5 separate regions of the Homo sapiens genome follow, and all the other regions are linked to region 1. The links are chromatin contacts, found by Hi-C or POLR2A ChIA-PET in ENCODE. All regions are on one chromosome and are shown on one strand. Each heading gives the region's core, a stretch centred on a gene start or an enhancer-like site at or near the end of the contact. The rest is flanking DNA. Distances are from core to core; before and after follow the strand shown.

Evidence for each region. A loop is a pair of places that touch in the nucleus more often than their neighbours do. ChIA-PET counts read pairs that join two places held with the same protein, here RNA polymerase II (POLR2A). Pooled maps may share reads with other maps.
Region 2: a loop to region 1 is called in a map of B cell, with 6 times the contacts of the local background. The contact joins two enhancer-like sites. A Hi-C loop is called at or near these places in 2 of 168 maps with a recorded cell type or tissue (B cell and endothelial cell of umbilical vein), 13 of 37 single-sample maps with no recorded cell type and 7 of 50 pooled maps. POLR2A ChIA-PET finds 5 or more read pairs at or near these places in 1 of 52 experiments (activated T-cell).
Region 3: a pooled map shows a loop between it and region 1 (7-fold over the local background). The contact joins two enhancer-like sites. A Hi-C loop is called at or near these places in 3 of 37 single-sample maps with no recorded cell type and 4 of 50 pooled maps.
Region 4: a map of mammary epithelial cell shows a loop between it and region 1 (2.8-fold over the local background). The contact joins two enhancer-like sites. A Hi-C loop is called at or near these places in 1 of 168 maps with a recorded cell type or tissue (mammary epithelial cell), 6 of 37 single-sample maps with no recorded cell type and 6 of 50 pooled maps.
Region 5: a loop to region 1 is called in a pooled map, with 10 times the contacts of the local background. The contact joins two enhancer-like sites. A Hi-C loop is called at or near these places in 11 of 37 single-sample maps with no recorded cell type and 5 of 50 pooled maps.

What each region holds. Positions count from the first base shown.
Region 1 is chr12:90,249,431-90,253,376 of GRCh38, forward strand. No RefSeq gene overlaps it. Among named protein-coding and RNA genes, the nearest start is that of LINC02392, 42 kb to the right of the region's middle. Within about 2 kb of position 1,466, at least 5 of the 41 ENCODE cell types and tissues checked have a DNase peak (open chromatin) inside an H3K27ac peak, as active enhancers do.
Region 2 is chr12:89,854,904-89,858,917 of GRCh38, forward strand. No RefSeq gene overlaps it. Among named protein-coding and RNA genes, the nearest start is that of LINC02399, 91 kb to the right of the region's middle. RefSeq lists an enhancer at 3,152-3,201. Within about 2 kb of position 1,713, at least 4 of the 41 ENCODE cell types and tissues checked have a DNase peak (open chromatin) inside an H3K27ac peak, as active enhancers do.
Region 3 is chr12:89,925,803-89,929,621 of GRCh38, forward strand. It overlaps LOC105369890 (a long non-coding RNA gene), which reads left to right. Exons shown (of 13, transcript XR_001749246.2): 3 at 1,598-1,852. Among named protein-coding and RNA genes, the nearest start is that of LINC02399, 20 kb to the right of the region's middle. Within about 2 kb of position 1,474, at least 5 of the 41 ENCODE cell types and tissues checked have a DNase peak (open chromatin) inside an H3K27ac peak, as active enhancers do.
Region 4 is chr12:89,755,332-89,759,443 of GRCh38, forward strand. All of the region lies in intron 2 of LOC107984543 (a long non-coding RNA gene), which reads left to right. Among named protein-coding and RNA genes, the nearest start is that of ATP2B1-AS1, 48 kb to the left of the region's middle. Within about 2 kb of position 1,525, at least 7 of the 41 ENCODE cell types and tissues checked have a DNase peak (open chromatin) inside an H3K27ac peak, as active enhancers do.
Region 5 is chr12:89,879,159-89,882,864 of GRCh38, forward strand. No RefSeq gene overlaps it. Among named protein-coding and RNA genes, the nearest start is that of LINC02399, 67 kb to the right of the region's middle. RefSeq lists enhancers at 1,451-1,580, 1,661-1,730. Within about 2 kb of position 1,718, at least 9 of the 41 ENCODE cell types and tissues checked have a DNase peak (open chromatin) inside an H3K27ac peak, as active enhancers do.

The DNA of each region.
Region 1 (3,946 bases), core at 216-2,715:
ACATTCTATGAAATAGGTCTTTTCAAAAACTTATAGGAAGATGAGGGAAGTTGATGTTAACAGCTGAAGTTGGTTGTCTTCCCCCTCTTTGACAAATTCAAAATGACAGGAAGATGTAAATTCTTGCCCTACCCCTCCGTATTGTGAATTTCATTTCTTCTGTGAGGGTAAAACTTATTTGCCTTTCTTCTCGGGTTTTTTTGGGAATATCCTTTTTACTCACTTGTCAGAGAAAGTGCATTTTTTTAAAATCCAAAAAATAAGTATAGCTTTTTTGGTTTAAAATATTTCTTTTTAGAAAACTTCCCTGGAAGCATAGTATACTGATATCAAAAAAGCAAATATCTTGTTGTATCTTGTCAATTTCATAGGAAATAATAAAACTCCCCCAATTCTCAGAAGCATGTGACTTTGTGTCCAATATGCAAAATTTTATTTTGGAAGGAAATTGTGTATCCAGGTTATTTTTATTTTCTATGTTGTGCTATAATTAATTTTCAAGTTGCACTGTTAAGAACTTGTTTTTTTTCTCTGTTTATGTTACTTTTATTTATTTATTTGGTATGATGTGTTTAAGCTGCACTTATCTTCGTTCTGATGAACTGGTTAGAGCTTTTAAGAGCTCTTTACAAAGGTGTATTAAAACTAGCTCGAGAGCAAGGATTGCCTTAGTTAAAAAAGGTTTTTTAAAAATGTGTCTCCCCCGAGGAACCTACTCAAATTACTTTAAGAAATAAAAACGTTCGGGGCATGCCTGGCAACTATCTGATGGGAAACAGTTCATCTATGGGAGTGCCTGTTGGGAAGATTAGTCCTAGGGCAGATTGCTCAACCTTTCCTGTGCTGAATAGCTCCTTTGCTTTTTACCTGAAGGATCCAAATTAAAATTGGGGAGGGTTGATTGAGGTGAATACTGGTGGTTTAGAGGCGGCACACACACAAACACACAATGGCATGTTTGAAGCCTCCCGAGAAACAGCATTTTATCCCTGTTCCCCCTACTGTAGATGACATAACAAAAGCAATAATAACAGCATTAACAAAAACGACGATTTATTGAGTGTTTCCTCTCTGCCAGGTACTGAAAACCACTTTCTAAAGTAGTGACTGCTGTATACACTTTCCGCAACTAAAAACTTGAAGTTCAGACTGGGCATGCAATTTAACTAGAAGTAAACCACTAGTAAACAGAAGAGCTGGAGTTTTAATTCTGGTCTATTTGATTCCTAATCCCATAGACATAAATAAGGCCTCTCTTCCTTCCTCTCTCTCTTCCCCTCTTCATCCCTCTTTGTGTTGGCTCCATAGCCAACACCCTGCCCCAATGTTATTTTTTTTTTTCTTTTCGGAAGTCTGTAGGGGCATAGGGCAGGGTCATATTGCTGCTAATGGGTTTAAGTAAGCCATCTAAATACAGAATGTGCTAAGGACAGGCCTGGCTACCCAGTTATAGCCTCCTTTTAGCTTTGGCTAGAAAGAAATCCCCAGAGCAAGTGTTGAACGTGGTCACCCACGCTACTTCCTTTCTTGGCTGAAGGTCAGAGAGAGTGAATTCTGGACCCAGCACAAAGTCTTATTCAGGAAATCATAACTGCCACAACCCAAGCACTCAGAATCTCAGCTTTGAAACTGAGTTTGTGGTCATTGCCCAATTTTATTGGCTTTGATAGTGTGTGGTTCTGGCTTCCAAATAAACATACTCATTTTTTTTTTTGCTGTAATTTTTGACATGCTGCCTTTTGAAACAATAATAGTAACTCTATAAATAAGTAGCTTTTAAATGGAAATATTTCCCAATTTAATCCCCTCTACTAAATATTTAATGAATATGTAATAAATAAACATATCATTCATGGAATAAAATTCTACCATTATCTCTACATGATAATTTTTTTAAAGAGTGAGATTCTCTTCTGGAAAAATCTTTAACAGTAGTTTATTTAGAAACAATATGATTCTGTTAATTTTACTTTCCTTCCTGCAGTCTATTTTGTGGTTGCTTTTATTTCTGCAGTTTTAAAAAGAGATATAAAATTAATTTCTTAAAGAAATTTTGACTCTTGATTCTTCTTAAGCATCCAAAGTATAATCTATGCTATATTGAATGGTTGCAAAAATGAACATGACATAATGTAAATATATTTAATTAGAAAAATAACAAATTTTAAAAAGTAAAATTTAAAAATTGAAAGACCTAATGCTCAAGTTATTTGAAAACGATACATCTTGAGAATTACAACATTCAACTGTTCGCCTATTAACTTCAAGCACCATTAAATGCCTCTGTGCTTGTACATAATTGTGCTGTGAAGGACAAGAGGAATTAACACCCAAAACCAGCTCTACTTCTCTGTGAAACTTGGATGAAACACATGTTGTTTCTTCTCAGTTGGTCTCTTATTCCTAAAAATCATAATTTCCTTGCTTATTTACATGCATGTATTCCTTCTCCATTCCCTAATCCCTAAGAGTATGTCAAATCTCCGTTATTATTTTAGTCCTTAATACCATTACATTTTACAAATTATATGTTTACCTATAATTATGTACTTTTAGAGTCTGATTAATAATGATCTTCTCCACTGTGAGATCCACGTGGCAAGTAGTTTTATGCATTTTATTCATAATATATATCTATATCACTAAAGGCAAGATTGACATAGCATCTGCTCAACAAACTTGTTGAATAAATAAATAAGTCAGTGAAGGAGGGGAAGTTACTATAATCTGTTTAAGTTTTATTATATCCCACTAGACCATGAATATGGTGTATTTCAAAAATTGTTTCACCAAATATAGAACACTCACCATATTTCAGCCACTGTTTAAGGCAATAGAATTAAGCAATGAATACAATCCTATATAGTACCTATCCTCAAGAAGCTAGGAATGAGTGTGAGGTAGGGACACATATATTCAGAGAAACTAGAAATAAATACTATATAGACAGTGGTTGAAGCTATGAAGGGGAAATATAAGGTACCCTGTGAAAGAATATTGGGGGCCTACTTTAGATTGCAGAGTCAGGGTGCCTTTTCTTTGGCACATTTCACATAATTTGGTATTTTTGTCATATTTTTATGCATAGTTTTTATATCTTATTTATCTAACTAGATATAAACACAAGGCATTACACTGTATATCTCCTTGCTTTTTCAAAACTTTAAATTTAATGGTAAACATATAATCACTCATTATGAATTTAGGAATTGGCTGAGGACATATTCTCTTCAAATTACTAAAAATTTAAGGCATAAGCAGAGGCTAGAGAAATTTCTGCTCCCAGATATTGCCAGTAACAGAGGTTAGTCAATAATCCAGCTCAGGGAAGGTCATTTTAAAACTTGACTCTCTTGGGACCTAAGGATAGCTTCACTAGATTTATTTCAAGCCAGCACATTATAGTTTGTCTAAATGAACTGTGTTATTTCCTGTTATTGATACCCATAACTCTTAAAAGCAGTAACTTCTCTTGTAATTTAATTTAGATTGACTCTTGGAAATAGAAACTTTCAAAGAGCATTCTTTAAGAAAGCTGTATTTCCGTTAAGTGCTAACATAAAGAACTAAAAGTAATAATTTATTCTATTTTCTTTCCTGTATCGTCTTTCCATCTGAAATTCACTACTACACCAGTACTGACCGGGACCAATACTAGACTGAAAAATATGAGAACAGAATAAGAGGGGTTGATTGGAAGGTGAGATACTGAGTAGGGAGATCAGAGGCAGGTTTTTCTGTGCAGAAATGGAATTAGAGCTTTTTTGCACCACTCTTTTGAAGAAAAAAATATTTTTACCACTCCTTCAGTCATTTCCAAGATTTAGTTGCCACAGTCCTATCATCTTTTAGTAAACAGCAGCAAAATGTTTCATAGCTCTTTACTTCTCCTTTTTAGTCTGAATGCCTGGAAGCCAAGAAATTTGCATCTCGTTAGCTCGTCAAC
Region 2 (4,014 bases), core at 463-2,962, 390 kb before region 1:
GGGTAATTTGTAAAGAAGAGGTTTAGTTGGCTCCTGGTTCTGCAGGCTGTACAAGCATGGCCCTAGCATCTGCTTCTGGCTAGAACCTCAGAAAGCTTACAGTCATGGTGAAAGGGAAGGGGAGCCAGCACACATATGATGAGAGCAGGAGCAAGAGAGGGGGGTAGGCGGTACACTCTTGTAAGCAAACATATCCTGCGTGAACTTTGAGAGCAAGAACACACTCATTACCAAGGGGATGGTGCTAAACCATTCATGAGAGATCCGCTCCTGTGATCCAAACACCTCCCACCAGGCCCCACCTTCAATATTGGGGATCACATTTCAAAATGAGATTTGGAGAAGACAAACATCCCAACCATATCAGGGACACATAGCTCTCAGAAATTTTCCTAAAAAAATGTTCTTTTCTCTTTTCTACAAGCTGCCTTCACACCCCACAGCTATTCTCACTCCTAGCTTCTCCCCTGAGCCATTTCCTCTGCCTCCAGCTTGGGCTGTTTTTACTTTCCTCTGCCCACCCTCTCCTGTGAAGTCTTTTTCTTCTTCCTACCACCTTGCAGGCATTGCTTCTTTCTGTTGGTTCTCTGACAATTCTCCATTACTGATGCCAAAGCATTGCTTTCTTTTAACATGTCTTCTCTTCTCAGAAGATAGAGGAGAGGAAGAAGCTGAACAAAGCCAGAATCTTGTTTTGCAGACTTGGCAAAACTCTTAAAGGAGTAGTTTTTCTGTCCTTAAGAGGTAAAAATCTTTCTTAAAGCCTACCAAATATGAGGTTCTGCACTTTATTCTGTTCACCTCTTGCCCATTTAATTCTTCAATTTGAGTTCTGTTGCCTATTCCTTTTTGTATGTCTGTTACTGCACATTTCATTGTAGCTGATTTCACTCAGAAAATAGCCTTCAACTATAGAAATGTAGGTCAGCATCATATATATTTAGGATGTCATTCATATGGAAGATAAAAGACAAGAATCCCTATTGCAAATTTCTTCTTTCCTTAATCCATTCTAGTACATTTCAGCATTGTAGGTTTTGGTACCTTGATTTTTCTTATCTCGTAGGAAAAAAAGTGGGTTCTTTCATATTAATATTCAGGACCATGTATACACGTGACACAATAAACCACCATTAAAGAGATTATTTACCCAAACATAATATTTTCTAAAATTGATCTAATAAGTAAATAGCTATGACCATCAGCATGTGTATTGTAGGAATGAATTTGATGAAGTATTCATAAATTACGGGTTGAGGGATGAATTTTTGAGTAGCTAAGGGGCTCTGCAACTATGCTGGTTGACTGCTTATACACACATATACACACATACAGTTTAATAATTACATGGGGTATAGAAAAAGAGTTGGACAAATAAGTCTCATCCAAGTCTTTTCCCACCAAATTTGTCTCCGAACTAGGAATGCTAAACAGCTCAAAACTAGTGGACGTGAGCTTTATCCAGTTCTCTGCTTCTTCCCACTCTAGTTGGAAGTGCTAATGAACTGACAGCTCGAACAAAAGCCAGCACACAGTAGTCAATCACATTTTTATTGCATAAAAAATGAACCCCCCCCAAATCAGAGCACAAAATGATACAAGATAGAAGGGACTTCAGTGTATCCTGTTCATTTCTATACTGCGTATCTGATCCCTGCATAATCACAGAGTGGCTAAAGATGATTCATCTGAAAGACCTATTTAAGGAAGGAAGTGAAAGTCATAGGCTAAAAAATGGCCCATAATCAGGTGCTGACAGTTGTGTGTTGAAAGGTTCTATGTAAAGCCAAACTTTCCAACCACAAAAAGGGACCTGTTTTGTTCAACATTCTGGAGCAAAGAAATTAAGGGGAAAGCCAAGCTAAGATGAAAGGCCTAGAAATAGTTTTAACTTTCATGCTTGACACAGGAAAATAAAAGAAACCTACTGAGTAGATTAAACAAATAAATGTCCAATCATGCATTTAATTTGAATTCCCATGAAAATCTGTCAAATTTGTAGAAAGACTCCTAAAGTTTATTTTTGATACTAGATAGGCCATCTCCTACGCCAAAAATGGAAACGCCTCATAAAATTGTATACAGGTGACTTGGCGATTCAGTGGCAGACTGTTCAGATTGTTTGTTATTGATGTCCCTTGCTGCTTGCTTGTAAATTCATGTACAGATTCATTCATTCATGCATTTATTCTTTTTTTTTTTTTAAATTCAACACATACTTAGTTACTTATTCATGCTGGGCATTGGGCTAGGCTTTGGAGACACAACAAATATCTCTTCCTCTGTTAAGAGACTTAGTCTAGGCTGGGTGCCGTGGCTCACGCCTGTAATCCCAGCACTTTGGGAGGCCGAGGCGGGTGGATCACCTGAGGTCAGGAGTTCAAGACAGACCAGGCTGGCCAACATGGTGAAACCCCGTCTCTACTAAAAATACAAAAATTAGCTGTGCGTGGTGGTGGGTGCCTGTAATCCTAGCTACTCAGGAGGCTGAAGCAGAAGAATTGCTTGAACCCAGGAGGAAGAGGTTGCAGTGAGCCGAGATCACACCATTGCATGCCAGCCTGGGTGACAAGAATGAAACTCTGTCTCAAAAAAAAGAAAAAAAAAAAAAAAAGAAAGAAAGAAAGAAAAGAAACTTAGTCTAGTTTGTCAGAGAAGAAAATGAACTTTTTTCTTTCTTTTTTTTACTGTACAGTACTGTAAGTGCCATGACAAAAATAAGCCCATTCAAAATGCCAATTCAGACTGGGAAATCAAAGAAGGCTTCTGGGAAGTATTAATTGCTGAGCTGAGATTTGAGAAAGAGTGGGTTTAGCCAGATGAAGGAGAGGCACTAGAACATGGTTGCTAAATGCGTGGATTCTACAGCCAGGCTCTCTGGGCTCAAGTCTTGTTTTTTCCAGTAACTATGCATGACCCCAGGCAAGGTTCCCAACCTCAATTTCTCAGTTCTTCAATTTCAACCTCAATTTCTCAATTCTTCAACCTCAGATTCCTCAATTTCTCTATGAGTGGGGGTAACAATAGTACCTACCACTTACCTATCCCAGGTTTGTAAGGATGAATAAATGCATTGATATTCCCAAAGTACTTGGAAGAGTGTGTCTCACTTAAGTGTTACATAAGTGTGTGATGAATAAATACAGGGGGAGGATGGCGAGTGTCTTGGGTGGCAGGTACGGCTGGTGCAATAGCTTGAAACGGCATGCATGCTGCATTTAGAAGACAGTAAAGAATAGAACGCAGGGTCCATGACTGAGGAGCATCAAAAGATAAGGCCGGAGAGACTTGAAGGCTTTGGTAAGGAATGTGGTTATTTTCCTAGACACCATGAAGAACTCTGGAAATATTTTAAGCAAAGAAGTGAAAAGATTATATTTGCATTTTAAACAGGTCAGTCTGGCAACAGTGTGGAGAGTGGAGTGCATGATGGCAGGCAACTCTTGGAGGCAGGGAGGCAAATAAGGACAGTGTTTCCAAAAATTGCCTGATAACCAGACTCGTCTGGGGTGCTTCTAAAATATGCAGATCCCCAGACCCCTTTGCACTCGATGCTGACTCAGATGATTTGGAGCAGGTTGGGTAATCTATGTTTTGAACAAGCAACTCTGGTGATTCCTGCCTTTTCGGATTTTGCACTGAGTTAGGTGGAGGTTGTAGGCATCTAGGTGAGCAATAATAAGGATTTAAACAAGAGGAGTAGAAACAATGTGGTTGGAGAGAAGGCAGCAAATTAAAAAAAAAAAATTAAAGCCTAGCACGTTGGGAGGCCAAGGCAGAAGGAGTTTGAGACCAGCCTGAGCAAAATAGTGAGATCTCGTCCTTCCAAAATAAAAATTAAAAAATTAACTCGTTGTGGTGGCTCATGCCTGTAGTCTCAGCTACTCAGGAGCCTGAGGTAGGAGGATTGCTTGAGCCCACAAGGTGGAGGCTGCAGTACATACCACTGTACTCCAATCTAGATGACAGTGTGAGACCCTGTCTCAAAATGAAACAAAACATAATGATAAAGCA
Region 3 (3,819 bases), core at 224-2,723, 320 kb before region 1:
GGTCAAGACCAGCCTGGCCAACATGGTGAAACCCCATCTCTACTAAAAACTACAAAAATTAGCTGGGCACAGTGGCAGGTGCCTGTAATCCCAGCTACTCGGTAGGCTGAGGCAGGAGAATTGCTTGAACCCAGGTGGCAAGGTTGCAGTGAGCCGAGATCACGCCACTGCACTCCAGCCTGGGTGACAGAGTGAGACTCCGTTTCAAAAAAAAAGAAAAAAAAATTACAAGGAGAAAAATGGAAATTACCCATAATCTCATTACTCAGAAACAACATTCAATATTTCAGCACATTTTTTCTAGTTATACAAGCATACAAAAAATAAATATTTGGGATATTTTCCAAATATGTAATTTTAATTATTCTTTTTCCACTTAACATTTTATATTGAACATTTTCGTATGTTATTTTTCTTAAAAACAAACAGTTTTAATGGTTATATACTATTTCTATAATATGAATAGACCATAATTCATGCAATCACCTTCTCATTTTTATATGTAGATGGTTTTTAACTTACTGCTCTTATAATAATGCTATAATGAACATTTCCAGAAATGATTCTTATCTGCATTTCTTACTATTACCTTGGCATTTTCTCCTAAACAAGAATTACTGAAACAATCTGAATTTTTAAAGGTTCTTAATATGTATTATAAACTACTTTTCAGAAAATTAAAAAAAATCAATAACAGGACTGAATGAGTCCATTTTTCTTAATACTATTTTTAATAGTTATTGTCATTGAAAACAATCTTTGCTAATTGAAATTCTTGGTGTTCATAACTTGCTTTTCATTAAACATTAGTGAAGTTGAAGAGTTTCCTTACTTGAGTCAATTATATGTCTTATACTGTAAATTGTCTTATAGTCTTTTTCCATCTTTTCCTATTAGATGGTTAAAGCTTTTATGTGTTAATTATATATATATATAAAATTTTTTTTTCAGAGTCTCACTCTGTTGCCCAGGCTGGAGTGCAGTGGTCTGATCTTGGCTCACTGCAACCTCCGCCTCCAGGGTTCAAGTGATTCTCCTGCCTCAGCCTCCTGAGTAGTTGGGATTACAGGTGCCTGCCACCATGCCTGGCTAATTTTTGTATTTTAAGTAGAGACAGGGTTTCACCATGTTGGCCAGGCTGGTCTCGAACTCCTGACCTCAGGTGATCCACCCACCTCAACCTCCCAAAGTGCTGGGATTACAGGCGTGAGCCACCATGCCTGGTCTGTATCGTCCTTTAATGTGATATGGTTGGCAAATATTTTCTAGTTGGCTAGTAGATTTTTAATTTATTTGTGATGATGACAATATTTAATGGTATTAGGAATATTATGTTATTATACTATAGTCCACTATACATAAAGACTTATCTATGGTAAAAAGAGGTGGAAAATCCAGATAGTACAGATCTTTAGTACATTTTAAATTTGTTTACGTGATTCACATGGCTTGACTTTTGACAAACATATGCCTCCTAGAGCTAAAAGAGTCCTCATAGATTGTTTCACTTCCTCTTTCCTGGTAAGCAGGTCACCATGAAGTAAGAGCATGTCTTATCTTTGCATGTCAAGCATTATTTTGTGTTTCACTTTTATAGGAGAAGAAAAAGAGACATTATGTCATTCTTCTGATTGTGAATTTAATTAAAATCCTGATTCCTGGATGGTATCGTGGGCCTATTGAATGAGAATCTCTGGAGCTAGAACTGGAAATCTGCATTTTAACAAATAAGTCTGGTGATTTTTAGCATTCTAACATTGGAGAACTACTGGTGCTGGAGAGTTCAGATGACCAATGGTGAATTTTATCTCACATTACTAGCTTCTTCAGTTTTCTTCCCCTCAGTGCTCAGGTACTCAATTTGCATAATATTAGATTGTACTCTTTATATATTGGTTCAGAAAGGTTTTTAAGTGTGTGCTGTGAATCTGAAGCTAGATGGAAACTCACTCAAAGCAGGAATTGTAATACCCGGTTTTTGTTTTTTTAATCTCCTTAGACAACTTTGCATAGTGCAACAAAGTTATTGACTCATAGAGATTCAAAGTACCAAAGAAAATGAGATACTTAATATTTTAAAAATATAAGCCTATTTTCTGTATGAGAAAATGGAGGTAGAGTTTTAAAGTCTTTCAAAGTTTGTCAGGTTTCATGGTTTTTGATTTATTATTTTTTGAGGTTTTGGATGATGAACCTTGACTGATACTACTCCAGTGATATTTTTAAAAGTATTTTTATAAGATGTTTTAGAGGTGTCTCTTTTGTAGGAAAGAGACATGAGATAGTAAATTAGAATTTTTATTTAATTTAATCCAAGAATTTGAGACAGTACCTCTTCACAGAGAATCAAAAAATAGCTTGATTTAATCTGCAGTGTACCTATCTCTGTGCTTAAAACTGTGGATCTATTTCAATGGAATGGAACACGATCCTTATCCTTGAAGAACTTAACTGTATTTTACTTGCACTTAATTTTTGGCATTGTTTTACATGTTACTTCATATAATTTTACACTCTATAATTATATTTCTGGAACATTTGCATTGCTCTCATCTGCTTTAATAATGCTATTGCTGATTTATATTCATATATAATATCATGTTCTTTTCAAAGCCTATTTATGTATATGGTTCTAGGAGAGCCTCAAGAACTTAGTATAATATTAATAGAATTTTTTGAGTGTTTGATTCATGTGTGACTCTGAGCTTCACATGAATCCCATCACCGAATTATCACAACAATTCTATAAAGTAGGCTGTGTTATTATCATCTCCTATTTACCAGGTGTGAAAACAGAGCTGAACAAAGTTATTTTAAGAGCTGCAGTCTGACTCAAGAGCATACAGTTTACCTTAAGATCCCCTAGTCTAAACCATTAAACACACTGCCTCCTCAGCAGCATAGGTAGTTGCAAAAACAATTGGACAGATAGTCAAATTCTTGTCTACTTATATTGCTCAGATAGAAGGGGGCATATTTGCTGAACTTGCTCTGCAGTACTCAGTAGAATATTTTCTGTAGGTTAATATAATCCTTGGATGATAGTCAAAAGGTGATCAGAACCCCCACCCCTGCCCTTGATCTCTCCGAAGCCAGGCAATATATTTTTATTCAGTTACTTCTTTTAACCTGAAGTCACCAAATAGCATACTACTAAATGTATAAAGCAAAAACTATAAAGCAAAAAAAGAGAGATTCCAATATACATATTCAAAATCAGATCACATAGAGAACACAAAAGTAATGACACAGAAGAAATAAATGTTATAATCAATAACATTGACTACTAGCCAAATACAGAATTTTTCATCCTTCAAATAGATAATATTATTTTTTAAATATCTCTGGAATATTCACAAAAATTGATCATGTTCATAGCCAAACAAAAACAAACACAGAAAAACTTAAAACCAAAAGTGGAGATTTTACAATCCATGTTCTCAAATAGCTATGTAACTCAAAACTTATGAAACATAGTAAAAGTTCGGAAACATTGTACTTAGATGCAATTTATAGCTTTAAGTGGCACCATTATTAAGAGATGGCTAAAAATAGGGTTTTTTTGTACTCATCCTAAGAAATTTAAGGACCCATGAAGCCGGGCTTGGTGGCTCACGCCTGTTATCTCAGCACTCTGGAAGGCCTAGGCTGGTGGATCACCTGAAGTCAGGAGTTCGAGACCAGCCTGTCCAACATGGTGAAGCCCCGTCTCTACCAAAAAAATACAAAAATTAGCCAGGCATGGTGGCACACGCCTGTAATCCCAGCTACTTTGGAGGCTGAGACAGGAGAATCACTTGAACCTGGGAGGCAGAGCTT
Region 4 (4,112 bases), core at 275-2,774, 490 kb before region 1:
AATAAACACTTCTAGGTGCTATAATAATAAAATATGAGTGAATGGCAATGGGGAGTTATTTGTTAATGACTCTAGAGTTTCAGTTTTATAAGATAAAGAGTTCTGGAGATGGATGGTGATGGTGGTTGCACAACAATATAACTGTTGGCTTTTTTTTGTTTGTTTTGTTTTTGAGATGGAGTCTCACTCTGTTGCCCAGGCTGGAGTGCAGTGGCGTGATCTCGATCTCGGCTCACTGCAACCTCTGCCTCCTGGGTTCAAGCGATTCTTGTACCCTAGCCTCCTGAGTAGCTGTGATTACAGGCACCTGCCACCACACCTGGCTCTTTTTTTTTTTTTTTTTGTATTTTTAGTAGAGATGGGGTTTCACCATGTTAGCAGGCTGGTTTCAATCTCCTGACCTCAAGTGATCCTCCTACCTCGGCCTCCCAAAGTGCTAGGATTACAGGCATGAGCCACCGCACCCAGCCATAACTGTTCTTAATACCATTGAACTGTACATTAAAAATAGTTAAGATAGTATATCTTATATTATGTATATTTAAGCACAATAAAAATTGAAAACAAAACAATAACAAAATAGATAAATGAATAAATAATTTAAAAAAACATGAGGAAACAAAAAAAGACCTTTGCCCTCTATGGAGCTCATAATCTAGCACGGGGCAATAGACACTACATATTATATTATTTATACATTAGAAGGTCATAAGTGCTAGAGGAAAGGTAGGGGGATTAGGCATCTCTAGGTTAGTTGCTGTTTTAAAAAGAATTGTCAGAGTAGGCCTCTTACTCTTTGATCAAAGACATGGAGATGATGGAATTAGCTACATAAATATCTGGGTTCCAAAGCAGTGAGAACATCCAGTGCAAAAATCCTTAGGTAGGAGCATGCCTGGCACGTTCTAGGGATGTCAAGGAGGCCAGTGTGGCTGGGACAGGGTGGGGGCAGAGAGAGATAGGTAGGAGTTGAGGTTACAGTGGTAAAGGGAAGTCAGATCATATGGGTTCTTGAGATCGTTGGAAGGACTTTGGTTTCTACTCTGAGAGAAATGGGAACCATTGCAAAGTTTTAAAAAGGAGAACGGATGATGTGACATATTTTAAAAGGATAATTATTTACAGAGAGAATAGACTCAAGTGAAGAAGCAGGGTACCTGCTTAGGAGGCTGTTGTATTAGTCTTTGGGTGAAAGATGGTGGTGGCTTGGACTAGAGCAGTAGCAGTATTCGTGGTGGGAAATGGTCAGATTTTTACATATTTTAAAGGTAGCGCCAACAGAATTTCCTAAAGGATTAGAGGTAGGGTGGAAAAAAGAAAAGTCAAGGATGACTCTAAAGTTTTTGACTTGAGCACCTGGACTGTTGGAATGACATCATGGGAGAGGCTTTGAGTGAGCAGTTTTTTTAGGGGGAAGATCAGGAGTTCAGTTTTGAACACATTGAGTAAACTCTGTTATTACAATTTGGTTTTTTAAGTTGCACAAGTGAGGGCCATGGAAAATATGAGTCAACGGTATAGTATCTTTCACATAGTATTGGCTCAGAGTAGGCGTGTCCTTTAGATGTGGAAGAAAAAAGAGGATGTAAGATTGTAAGAGCTCTGTTGCTGACTCATGTTTTTCATGACTGTCACTTGTGCAACTTAAGAAAATTAACTGTAATCATAACAGCTAACAATATTGAGCTGTTACTATGAACAAATAGATGACATGTTAACTTATGCTAATGTGTGTAATTGAAGGAAATGTTAAATTGCAGTTAGAGGGTAGTGAGATTCCCATCCAAGTTCATGGAATCTGTCTTCTGTCCTTGGACTCCAGATTGAGAACCCTGCAGTGATTTTTAGTTTACAAATACCCCTGGGCCTAGATTGTTATCCTCACAGCAGTCTTAAGGAATAGGTCAGTGAGGTTATCCCTTTCATACTCGGAAGTCGGGAGTGGCTTGCCCAAGATAAAAACATGAATTCAACTTCCAGGTTCTCTGACTTCAATGCCAACAATTTCTCAATATTCCCTGCCACCCAACTTTCACTGATCATTTAAAAACTTACAAAAATGTTAGAATAGTACAGTACAATGAACACAGCATACTTTTAACCTATTTCACTAACTGATTATTGTGCCACATTTGATTTATGTCCTTACAAACACACACATACACATACACACAAACACACACGGGAGTTTTTTAGTGACTTTTTAAAAAGTAAATTGCAGGAATTCTGTCACATCCAAGTATGTTTAACCTGCATCCCTTAAGAATAAGAGCATTCTAGAGAACCCATAAATAAAGTCACACACCTACAACCATCTGATCTTGGACAAAACTGTCCAAAATAAGCAATGAGGAAAGGACTTCCTATTCAATAAATGGTGCTGGGATAGCTAGCTAGCAATATGCAAAGGAATAAAACTGGATACCTACCTTTCACCATATACAAAAATTAATTCAAGGTTGATTAAAGCTTTAAATGTAAGACCTCAAACTATTAGAATCCTAGAAGAAAACATAGGAAACACTATTCTGGCCACTGACCTTGGGAAAAAATTTATGATTAAGCAATTGCAGCATAAACAAAAATGGACAAATGAGACCTAATTAAACTAAAGAGTTTCTGTACAGCAAAACAAAAACAAAATAAAAACTATAAACAGAGTAAACAGACAACTCACAGAATGAGAGAAAATATTTGCAAACTCTGCATCCAACAAAGGTCTAATATCTAGTATCTATAAGAAATTTAAATAACTCAGTAAGCCAAAAACAAATAACCACATTAAAAAGGGGTCAAAAGACAGAATGGACGCTTCCCAAAAGAAGACACACAATTGGTCAACAAACATGAAAAAGTGCTCCACATCATTAATCAGAAGAAATGTAAACCAAAACCACAATGAGATATCATCTCACACTAGTCAGAATGGCTATTATTAAAAAGTCAAAAAACAATAGATGCCAGTGAGGCTGCAGAGAAAAGAGAACACTTATACACTGTTGGTGGGAATGTAAATTAGTTCAGCCACTGTAGAAAGGAGTTTGGAGATTTCTCAAAGAACTTAAAAAAGAACTACCACTTGACCCAGCAATCCTATTACTGGGTATATATCCAAAAGAAAATAAATTGTTCTACCAAAAATACACATGGAGTTGTATGTTTATCATAGCACTATTTATAATAGCAAAGTCATAGAATCAACCTAGGTGCCCATCAGTGGTGGACTGGATAAAACACTATGTGTGTGTGTGTGTGTGTGTATATATATATGTATATATATGTATATATAAATACGTATATGTGTATATATATATGTATATATATGTATATATAAATACGTATATATGTATATATGTATATAGAAATACGTATGTATGTGTGTGTATATATGAATATGTGTGTGTGTGTGTATATATATATATATATATATTTTCAAGATGAAGCCTCGTACTGTTACCCGGGCTGGAGTGCAGTGGCACAATCTTGGCTCACTGCAACCTCTGCCTCCTGGGTTCAAGAGATTCTCCTGCCTCAGCCTCCCAAGTAGCTAGGATTACAGATGCCCGTCACCACACCCAGCTAATTTTTTGTATTTTTAGTAGAGATGGGATTTCACCATGTTGGCCAGGCTGGTCTCGAACTCCTTACGTCGTGATTTGCCCACCTTGGCTCCCAAAGTGCTGGGATTACAGGCATGAGCCACCACACCCAGCCAGAAAATATTACATATATATATGTACATATATATACACACACACACACATACACACACACGTATATATGTATATATGCCATATATGTATACCCACACATACCATGGAATACTATGCAACCACAAAAATAACTAAATCATGTCCTTTATAGCAATATGGATGCAGCTACAGGCCATTATCCTAAACAAATTCATGCAGAAACAGAAAACCATAAATGAGAAAGCCTATTCTCATTTATAAGTGCGAGCTAAACATTGGGTCCACATGGACATAAAGATGGCAACAATGGACACTGGGGACTACTCCGGGGGTGGAAGTTTGAAAACTTAACTACTTACTACCTGAGTGATGGGGTGAATTGTACCCCAAACCTCAGCATCACACAATTTACCCATGTAA
Region 5 (3,706 bases), core at 468-2,967, 370 kb before region 1:
GAAGTAGTAGCAGTATCAAGAGCTGTCACTTTTGGGGGGCTTACTACTTAATCTTCCTTGTACAAATTCCATGTAATTTTCACATTATGCCTGTGAATTTAGGGTTATTAATCTGATTTTATAGATAGAGTCATGAATCCAAAAAGGAGCAGAGCCGAATTTGAACTAAGCTCTACTTCACTCAAAGTCAGTGTTTGGTTTCAGAATTGTGTCTCTAAAACAGCACAGGCAGTTATGCCCTATTTACTGGAATATTTGTGTTTTAGCCAAGTTTGCTATAAAGTACACTTTTTTCTGAAAGCAGAACTCCATTTTGCCAATGGTTTATATTATACAATCTGAGACTGTTTACCAGTATACAAGTTTTATAAGGGCTGGGACATGTGTGTTTTTTTCATTGCAGACACAGTACCTGGCAGATAGGGGGTATTTAATAAATACCCATTGACTGAATTAAGTGGGGTAAAAATTATCTTGTAGATAATAGAAGCATGCTTAAGGGTTCAGAAAAAACTTAGCATGCATTTTAGGTTAAAGAGAAAATTTCTAATGAAAGCAATATTACTCAAATATGGTTACATGTTCAAAATATTAGTAAAATTTGACCGATTCTCCAAATTCTAGGAGATACAGTGAATTTTTGACCAGTTTTAAGTTCTGTTACATTAATTTTGACTCAATGTTATATACTCATGCTACATGCAGTTTGGTAATAATTTATTCATATCCATGTTAAGTACTCATATTTTTCCAAACATGAACTTCTCTATTTTTTTTATTTCTTATTCTAGCAGACATAAGAAAAAAAAATGAAAGGGAATAAAAGCAGAACACAGGGTGTGTGACAATCACTTCTTTTGTTCACACTAGTGAGAGAATCTTTCTATTCCTTAAAGTTAATCAAGCAGCAAGTATTTATTAAACACCCAAAGAGTGAAGTACACAAGGCTATTGAATAGCAGTAATCTTTAGGATTATCTTGTGTCAGCGCTTATTTTCCATGTTACTCATAAACGGAGAAATGTATTTATGATGGCTTTCCAAAGAGTTGATTAAAATGCTTAACACGATTCACCTTTTATTTAAAGATAAAATAATTGAATGGGGAATTCATGAAGAGCTCTTCTCAAATTTATATTATATAAGTGATGAGTATGCTGATTTTTACTCTCAGAACGAAAATAAATAAGAAATTATTAAAGAATCCCTTCCTTTAAAAATCAGATTACTATGTAAATTTTATATCATTTGTTTATGTGGTCAGAAATTTTGGGGAAATCCTTCAAACTATTTATCTGTAGCACAAACTAGAATCTGTCTTTTGCAGATTCTTATTGTGCACTAACTTATTAAAAGATTTGGGAAAATCCACTGTAAGGAAACTTGTTTATCTTTGTTGACCACAGTTTTCAATCTTGGTTGATGATGAGGTCTCCTGTCACCCAACACCTATGAACGTATTTGGGAGTGGGATACTCTGGCTGTACTCAGAAGAGCCATGGGGGTGGAGTTCCCTAGAGTCTTGGGGACAAATCCTCACAGGATGTCCTGCTAGGAACATGACCAGCAGAGTCATGGGAGTGGGGAATCTTATTGTTGAAGATCTCTGAGATCTTAAAACGGTAGAGCCTCCAGAATGCTGTTTCAGCCTGGCAGAGCTGAAGGCATTTGACTCAAACATATGCGAGCTATTGCATAGGCTGCACTCGGAAGAGCCATGGGGGTGGAGTCCCCTAGAGTCTTGGGGACACAAGCCTCACAGGATGTGGTCAAAGAAGGTTGTTTTCAGGCCTCAAGATTTAATGTTATTTGCCTGTTGGGTGTTAGACTTACTTGGGACCTATTACCCGTTTCTTCTTTCTTACTTCTCCCTTCAGAGATGGAAATAATATCTGTTTTGTACCTGTCCTACCATTATATTTTGGAATCATAGAACTTGTTTGATTTCATAGGTTCACAGCTTGAGAACAATTTATCTCAGGATGAGTCATACCTTGAATCTCACCTATATATGATTTAGGTGATATTTAGATTAGATGTTAGACTTAGACTTAAAGTTTATGCTGGAATGAGTTAAGACTTTTGGGGCTATTAGGATAGAATGAATTTATTTTTTATGTGAGAATAACATGAATTTTGGGGGATGAGGGGCAGCATGCTATAGTTTGAGTATTTGTGTCACCTCCAAAATTCAGTTTGAAAGTTAATCTCCAATGCAACAATCTTAAGGGGTGAGGCCATTAGTAGGTGATTAGGTCATGAGGGCTCTGCCACGTGAGAACAGGGTTCAAAGTGCCATTTTGGAAGCAGAGACCAGGCCCTCACCAGACACTGAACCTGTCAGTGCCTTGATTTTAGACTTTCCAGGCTGTGGGTCCATGAAAAAAAATTATGTTCCTTATAGATTACCCAATATCAGACATTTTGTTATGGCAGCACCAACAGACTAAGAGAGAAATGAAGTCAGGAAAAACCACTGACATATTAGAACATGGCAGAGGGAAGGACCGGCAAGTTATCGTAAGCACCTTAGAATTTGCCATTTAAAGAGATGGTAGATGTCCACCATCCTGCCCTTGTGCAGTGGGGATATAGGATGCAAAGGAGGATGAACCTCAGCTCCCTACTCATTTAGACTTGCTCATCTGATAAATAGGAGACTACTTCACTTAATGGCTTTCTTCTTCTGGAATGCTGCTGGAGTCAAACAAGAGTGATCAGCACATATTTTTTGACAATTCTTTTTCCACCATGCCCTAGATGAGTATCCCACTCCCAAATATGTTCATAGGTGTTGGGTGAAAGGAGGTTCCATCATCAACCAAGACTGAAAACAGTGGTCAACAAAGATAAACAAGTTTCCTTCCAGTGGATTTTCCCAGATCTTTTAATAAGTTAGTGCACAATAAGAATTTGCAAGAGAGATAAAGTTTGAAGCATTTCCTCAAAATTTCTGACCACAGTCTCTGTATAAGTCAGGGTTCTGTCTGTTTTTAAGTAACAGAAATCCAGCTCTGACAGGCAAAGGCCATAAAGAGAGCTTAGTGGCTCATAGAACTAAGAAGCCCAGGCATGGTTGAATTCTGAGGCCTCAAATGATGTCACCAGGGCCTGTCTCCCTCAGTCTCTTGGGCTCAGCTTTCCTCTGAGTTAGTTTCATTCTCACACAATCTTTCCTTATGTGTTGATCCTTGGCAGCTCCAGGCTTACATCATTTTTAAATCTACAAATTCCACTTGGGAAAAATACCTACTAGAGAATGGAACTTTTCTGAAGTGAATCATTTTTGAATTTAGAGATATTTAAATTGATTGGCTTCCCAATTCCCTGACATTCACCCTACTCCAAGTTAGTGCTTTATAATTTACACAATGTGTTTTTTTTTTATTACTTCCGAAGTCATAACCCAAAGTGGGTACCTTGGGTTAATGAAATAGGTTATGGATACATTGAGGTGAACATATAATTTTACAAACTCTATAGTATAGTACTTAAAATAAACCCTTAAAATATCTTAAGCTATTACTCTATAACCACTGACTATGAACCAATTTCTATTGAATTTTGTTAGAAAACTCCAGAAAATATATACCTATTTGAAAATTTTTAGTAGTTTTCAACTTATTGAAAATTTATGAGTAGACTCCAAATATATTTCATTGAATCACAGGATTCTTCATTAGTTTCTCAAATTGGTACTAAATCA